2 separate regions of the Homo sapiens genome follow, and region 2 is linked to region 1. A link is a contact called in ENCODE Hi-C or POLR2A ChIA-PET data. All regions are on one chromosome and are shown on one strand. Each heading gives the region's core, a stretch centred on a gene start or an enhancer-like site at or near the end of the contact. The rest is flanking DNA. Distances are from core to core; before and after follow the strand shown. Region 1 overlaps FNBP1L (formin binding protein 1 like). Region 2 overlaps FNBP1L (formin binding protein 1 like).

The links. Hi-C counts contacts between places; a loop is a spot of excess contacts on that map. ChIA-PET counts read pairs that join two places held with the same protein, here RNA polymerase II (POLR2A). Pooled maps may share reads with other maps.
Region 2: a loop to region 1 is called in a map of PC-3, with 2.4 times the contacts of the local background. The contact joins two enhancer-like sites. A Hi-C loop is called at or near these places in 4 of 168 maps with a recorded cell type or tissue (IMR-90, K562, PC-3 and 1 more) and 1 of 50 pooled maps. POLR2A ChIA-PET finds 5 or more read pairs at or near these places in 2 of 52 experiments (BJ and HEK293).

Annotation. Positions count from the first base shown.
Region 1 is chr1:93,504,100-93,506,799 of GRCh38, reverse strand. The region is part of intron 2 of FNBP1L (formin binding protein 1 like); the gene reads right to left. Among named protein-coding and RNA genes, the nearest start is that of TRC-GCA7-1, 11 kb to the left of the region's middle. Within about 2 kb of position 1,424, at least 2 of the 41 ENCODE cell types and tissues checked have a DNase peak (open chromatin) inside an H3K27ac peak, as active enhancers do.
Region 2 is chr1:93,551,529-93,554,228 of GRCh38, reverse strand. FNBP1L (formin binding protein 1 like) reads right to left here. Exons shown (of 17, transcript NM_001164473.3): 17 at 1-1,820. The coding sequence ends at 1,813. Among named protein-coding and RNA genes, the nearest start is that of TRC-GCA7-1, 37 kb to the right of the region's middle. RefSeq lists an enhancer at 687-1,215 and a silencer at 1,263-1,557. Within about 2 kb of position 1,382, at least 7 of the 41 ENCODE cell types and tissues checked have a DNase peak (open chromatin) inside an H3K27ac peak, as active enhancers do.

The sequences.
Region 1 (2,700 bases), core at 175-2,674:
AAAATATTCCAAATACTTTCTCAAAATATTAATTCACTTCTATTAAAACATTTTGCAGCTAAGTGCCAGAATGTGAACTATCTCAAAAATCTTAAAAGACTGAGAATCACCTCTATACATTTTCAACCTTTCAATATTTGAGAGGCTGAGTTCTAATCACTGTTTAAGAGGTGATCAATATCCTATTTATAAAATGGAATATAAATCATACCATTTCTTCCAGCAAAGGGTAATATTAGAGACCTGAGACTCACTGACTAGTACCCCTTTTCTTAACTTACTTAAGAGCTGCCAGATTAACACATATGGCCCAAATTTGTGGGCTCAGTTAAGTGACCCAACGATAGAAAACAAAATAGCTGGGCCAACGAGATCCCTTTCTGAAAGTTGTAAGACTTTGGATCTGACACAGCTTTGAGGCCAGTATGGGAGCTGAATCTCTAAGACATAAAACTGGCACTGTTGATGACTGTATTTCCTGCCACATGGAGAAAGCCAGTCTGCACTAAAAGAATAAAGCCACCAACCCACCAAAAGAAGAAGAAGAAGAAAAGACAAAGGGCTTTGGCGGTGTTTCAGATACTGTCCTTATTTTTTTCTGTGACCTAGCTGTAGACCAAGCCTTCTAGCAGTATGACTATTCCACTTCTTGAACTCAATAAAAAATTAAAATCAATAAATCAATAAATTTATATTGTAAATAAATTTCTCATTATACTTAAATTAGCTCAAGCTGGAGTTCCATCACTTTCGGCCACGAATCTTCTCTCTTATAGTAAAAAAATTAAACATAAAAGGTATCCATTGCAAAAGAATGAAGCTGGGCCAGGCATGGTGGCTCACGCCTGTAATCCCAGCACTTTGGGAGGCCAAGACGGGTGGATCACAAGGTCAGGAGTCCGAGACCAGCCTGGTCAATATGGTAAAACCCCGTCTCTACTAAAAATACAAAAATTAGCTGGGCGTGGTGGCAGGTGCCTGTAGTGCCAGCTACTCAGGAGGCTGAGGCAGGAGAATCATTTTGTAAAAAGTAAAGTAGAGGTTCCTCTTCAAAGACTTTCCTCCCCATCTAATTAGGAATAAATAGTAGCTTCTCTTAGAAGCAAAATTTATTTAAAGACCTGTGCTAACATTCTTAAATATCTGCTAGCCGTAATAAGGAAATCAACATTACTTTATGCTCTTAGCTCCCACAATTTAGCCTAAATATTTACCCTAGCGTGCTTATACTGGTCCAAGCAAGCATTAGGTCATAGCCTGTTCCTCTTCCTTATTTAAAAGTGTTTTTACCTTTCTCAACATTCCACAAGTTACTTCCTCCTTCCTTTGTTCCCCTCTACCTTGGCCTCTTTTTACAAAGTTCTAAGTTGCTAGCCAATCGGGGTGAGGTCCCGTTCCAGCCAATGGAAACTGGACACAGCAGTAGGGTGGATGCCTCAGGTTATAAATGACCCTGTCTCCTTTGTTCGGTGTACTCTTGTGGCACGAGTGTACCCTTTCTGCAGGAAGTAAAAATGGCCTTACTAAATAAATTTATGTTCAAGTGCTATTTCTTTACGGCTCCGAGGAACAAACATTTCAAACAGCTTGAACCCAGGAGACGGAAGTTGCAGTGAGCCAAGATCGCGCCACTGCACTCCAGGCTGGGCGACAAGAGTGAGACTCTGTCTCAAAAAAAAAAAAAAAAAAGAATGAAGCTGGACCCTTTTAACACATACAAATATTAACTCAAGATGCATCAAAGACCTAAAACTATGAAACTGAGAAGAAAACATAGGAGAAAATCTTTGTGATACTGGATTTTGCAATGATTTCTTGGATATGACACAAAAAGGCAAAAAAAATAAAAATAGATAAACTACATCAAAATTTAAAACTTCAATGCATAGAAGGACACAATCAAGAGAATGAAAAGGCAACCTATAGAATGGGAGAAAGAATGTGCAAATCATATATCTGGCAAGGGGTTAATATCCAGAATATACAAAGAACTCCTAAAACTCTACAACAAAAAAACAAGTAACTCAATTTTAAAAACTGACTTGAATAGACATTTCTCCAAAGATACACAAATGGTCAGGGAAATGCAAGTCAGAACCACAGGGAGATAACAACTCACACCGATTAGGGTGGCTACTTGCAAAACAACAAGGATGTGGACTAACTGGAAGCTTTGTGTATTGCTGGTGAGAATGCAAAATCTTTCAGCCGGACAAAAGAGTGACACAGAAACCAAATTCTGATAAAGAGGTATGAGAAAAGTAAAATGAGATAGAGACTATGTATTAGTTCGTTTTCACGCTGCTGATAAAGACATACCCGAGACAGGGAGGAAAAAGAGGTTTAATTGGAATTATAGTTCCACATGGCTGGGGAGGCTTCAGACTCATGGCGGGAGGTGAAAGGCACTTCTTACAGACTAGCTATATTTGGATTGCTCTGTATCTAAGCCTACCCGAAATATTTAGGACTGTTCTTAGCAGACACAATGATGTACACAACACCAACTTAATGACCACATCACAATGATGTACACGACACCAAACTCCAGTATTAATAGAAAGCTGCTATGTAGTCAAAGGTTCAGCATGTGGTCAGAAATCCTAATTTCTAAACTAAACTGAAACACAGATTATTTAATTATTTATTCATTCAACTTAAATTTAATCACCCAGTTCCAGAGGTACCAGGTAGGCTTGG
Region 2 (2,700 bases), core at 133-2,632, 47 kb before region 1:
CCTTTAAAATAAAAATAGCACTAGATTTTAAAACTACTTCATGTAGTCTGTCAGTACTGAATAATGTCACATTATATAAATAACCCTGTAACGAGATTCAATATCTAAACTTTATAGTTTACTAGCTGCAAAGGTAATACACTATATGTCAGCTGTGTAACAGTGGTGACTTGATCTTATGAAGGCAGTAACTTTCACACAATTGTCATTCAGCTTTAGTATAACGGGTAGTATGATTCAAATAACACTGGGAAAAAGTTATTAAAGCAGTCACACAGCTTCTAAAATATTGCTTAAAATTCAATAATACACAAACCATTTCACGTTCTTTCTCCCCTCAAAACAGTAAAGAACCAAATTAATGAAGATTCAGTGGTACAAATAACCCCCCACCTGCCCCATCTCCCTATTACAACACCACTAAGAAATTAGTTAAGATACATGTCATTAACAGAATCACAAATGCGAGGCAGGACACCATGAGCAACAGGAGCACTAACAACAATCATATTTACAAGTATAAACATACAGAAATTCCATTTTACAAGTAAAAGTGCACATAGATCATTACAAAGTTTCACTAAATTTTATCAGGTTCAAACAAAAGCATCACGTGGAAAGAGACTATCATTGTAATTATCAAACATGATCGTCATAACCCAAAATAAAAAGACAATTGGGGGAGGCCCATAAAACTTCTCATAAAACCACTGAGGAAATTAAAATGGACTTGGACATGTCTTTAGTTTGATGCATAAATTTGAAGATGCACCACTGTATATGGTAGAGCTCTAATAGCCACCTACCGAGGCTACATCGGCAGCTGCAGCGGTGCTGCAGAGTTAAAGCAGGTCGCACTGAGCTGACACATAAAGCCCTTTGTGGGATACTGTAGTGGTAGTGTTGGCAATCAACAGATTTAGGCACTCAAGTTTAAGGCAGCATTTGAATGGAAGCAGCTGACTTTTGACAATAGTCCTTTGTCTTGAGGTGGTGAATATCTTCTGTGTTTATTATGCCAGGATTTCAGTGCTGACTAGATTCTTCCCAGACTGAGGTGCTGAAGATGTATCACGTTTCAAAGAGTTCTTTCAACTGGGCTGTAGGCTACAGCAGAGATGTTTTCTTTTTCTTATCATAAATACTTCAGGTTCACAGCTACTTCTTCGTAATGCCAAAACTGGAATGTTTGCAGTGGGGAAGTTATAGCAGTGTGCACAAATACTAAGATGGAAACATTAGTGCTGGAGATGTTTGACAAAGTGATTTGCACTACAAATGTAAAACAAAACAAGGCTTTGACAAGAACAAGGGAATCTAAAGACATGCCTGAAAAATCTAGCTCAATCACGCTAGACATGCAACAGGATGTTAAGCAAGCACGGAGGTGGCGCAGGCAGACACTGACAGATGGCAAGGATCTGACAGATAGTGGGTCTAAAAGCCAATTAAAACAGAGCTGGGAGGGAAGACAATCCTGTTGGGACAGCTAATGTAAGACACATTTTTTGACAGCTCTGCATTCTTTATTGATTAGACAGCAATAAAATAAATAGAAAAATGGTACACTATTGTTGGCTTTTTCTTTTGTGGGAATAACTGTGAACTAGGAACTTAAGGGTTGGTATTATGATTTTTAAAAACAATGTATGGAAATGCTAATGAAGTTAGTAAAAAAAAAATCATGTCTGCATGCACTCATGCAACTTGCTTCTCTCACTCTCTTTGAGCCTGACAACTCTAATACCCTCCCCCAAAAGCAGCTGCATGTAACCTCCTTCAACATCTTGCCCATTTCCTCAGAAACCCTCTTCAGGAACCTGCAGTCCAGGAGGAAAAAGAAAAGAACAATTACTGAAGACCTTTGGTAAAACCAAAAGGGGTGTTCAGTTTAAAGTGCCTGTCCCAAATGTCTCTATCATTTTATAGTCAGCTACCGAAAACACCAGGAAAATTTAAAACATGGGCAAAATTAAAAACCAATCTTACTGCTTCTTCACACTTTACTTCCCCACACCACTGACTCAGGGTGTGGTCACACAACCAGCACTGCACAATCCTTGACTGCACAGTGTTTCCAACAACGCTTGCTGAAACTAATTGGAAAAATTTATCTATCCTAATAACTAATGATTCAGCGGAAATAACAAAATGCCCTAAAGGCGGTACACATATCTTCCTCTAACCCAGATAGTCAAAAAGTTTCTCCTTTAAAAATTAAAATTTGTCAACACTTCCCCTCCATTCAAGGTTTCCTCTATCTTCAAATGTGTATTTTTCTATGTAACTGTGTATTTTCCTATGTGTAACTGCTAAATGCTAAATAATCACTAAAGTGGTATTTCCCAAAAGATATTTTCAAGATGAAACATACAAAAGTATGAGATTAGTTTGGAAGGAAGCTTGTAAATTATTGAAAATTACCAGCTAACCTCAAAATATTTTGAGGTCTCAAACAAAATCTATTTTATTCACCTAAGAGCTAGACCAGGAGATTTATTTTGAAACTCTCTTTAAATCTACTTAAATAGATTATGTGCTACCTGCTCATTTTCTTCCTTTAGGAAACCAAAGTTAAGAATAGGTAAGAAAATGAAAATGATGTTATTATTTTACTAAATTATCCAACTACTATTTTTCTTCTTGGAAACTGTAGCTACAAATTCAAACTTCTAGAAGAAACCACTCTTTGGGGAGTCG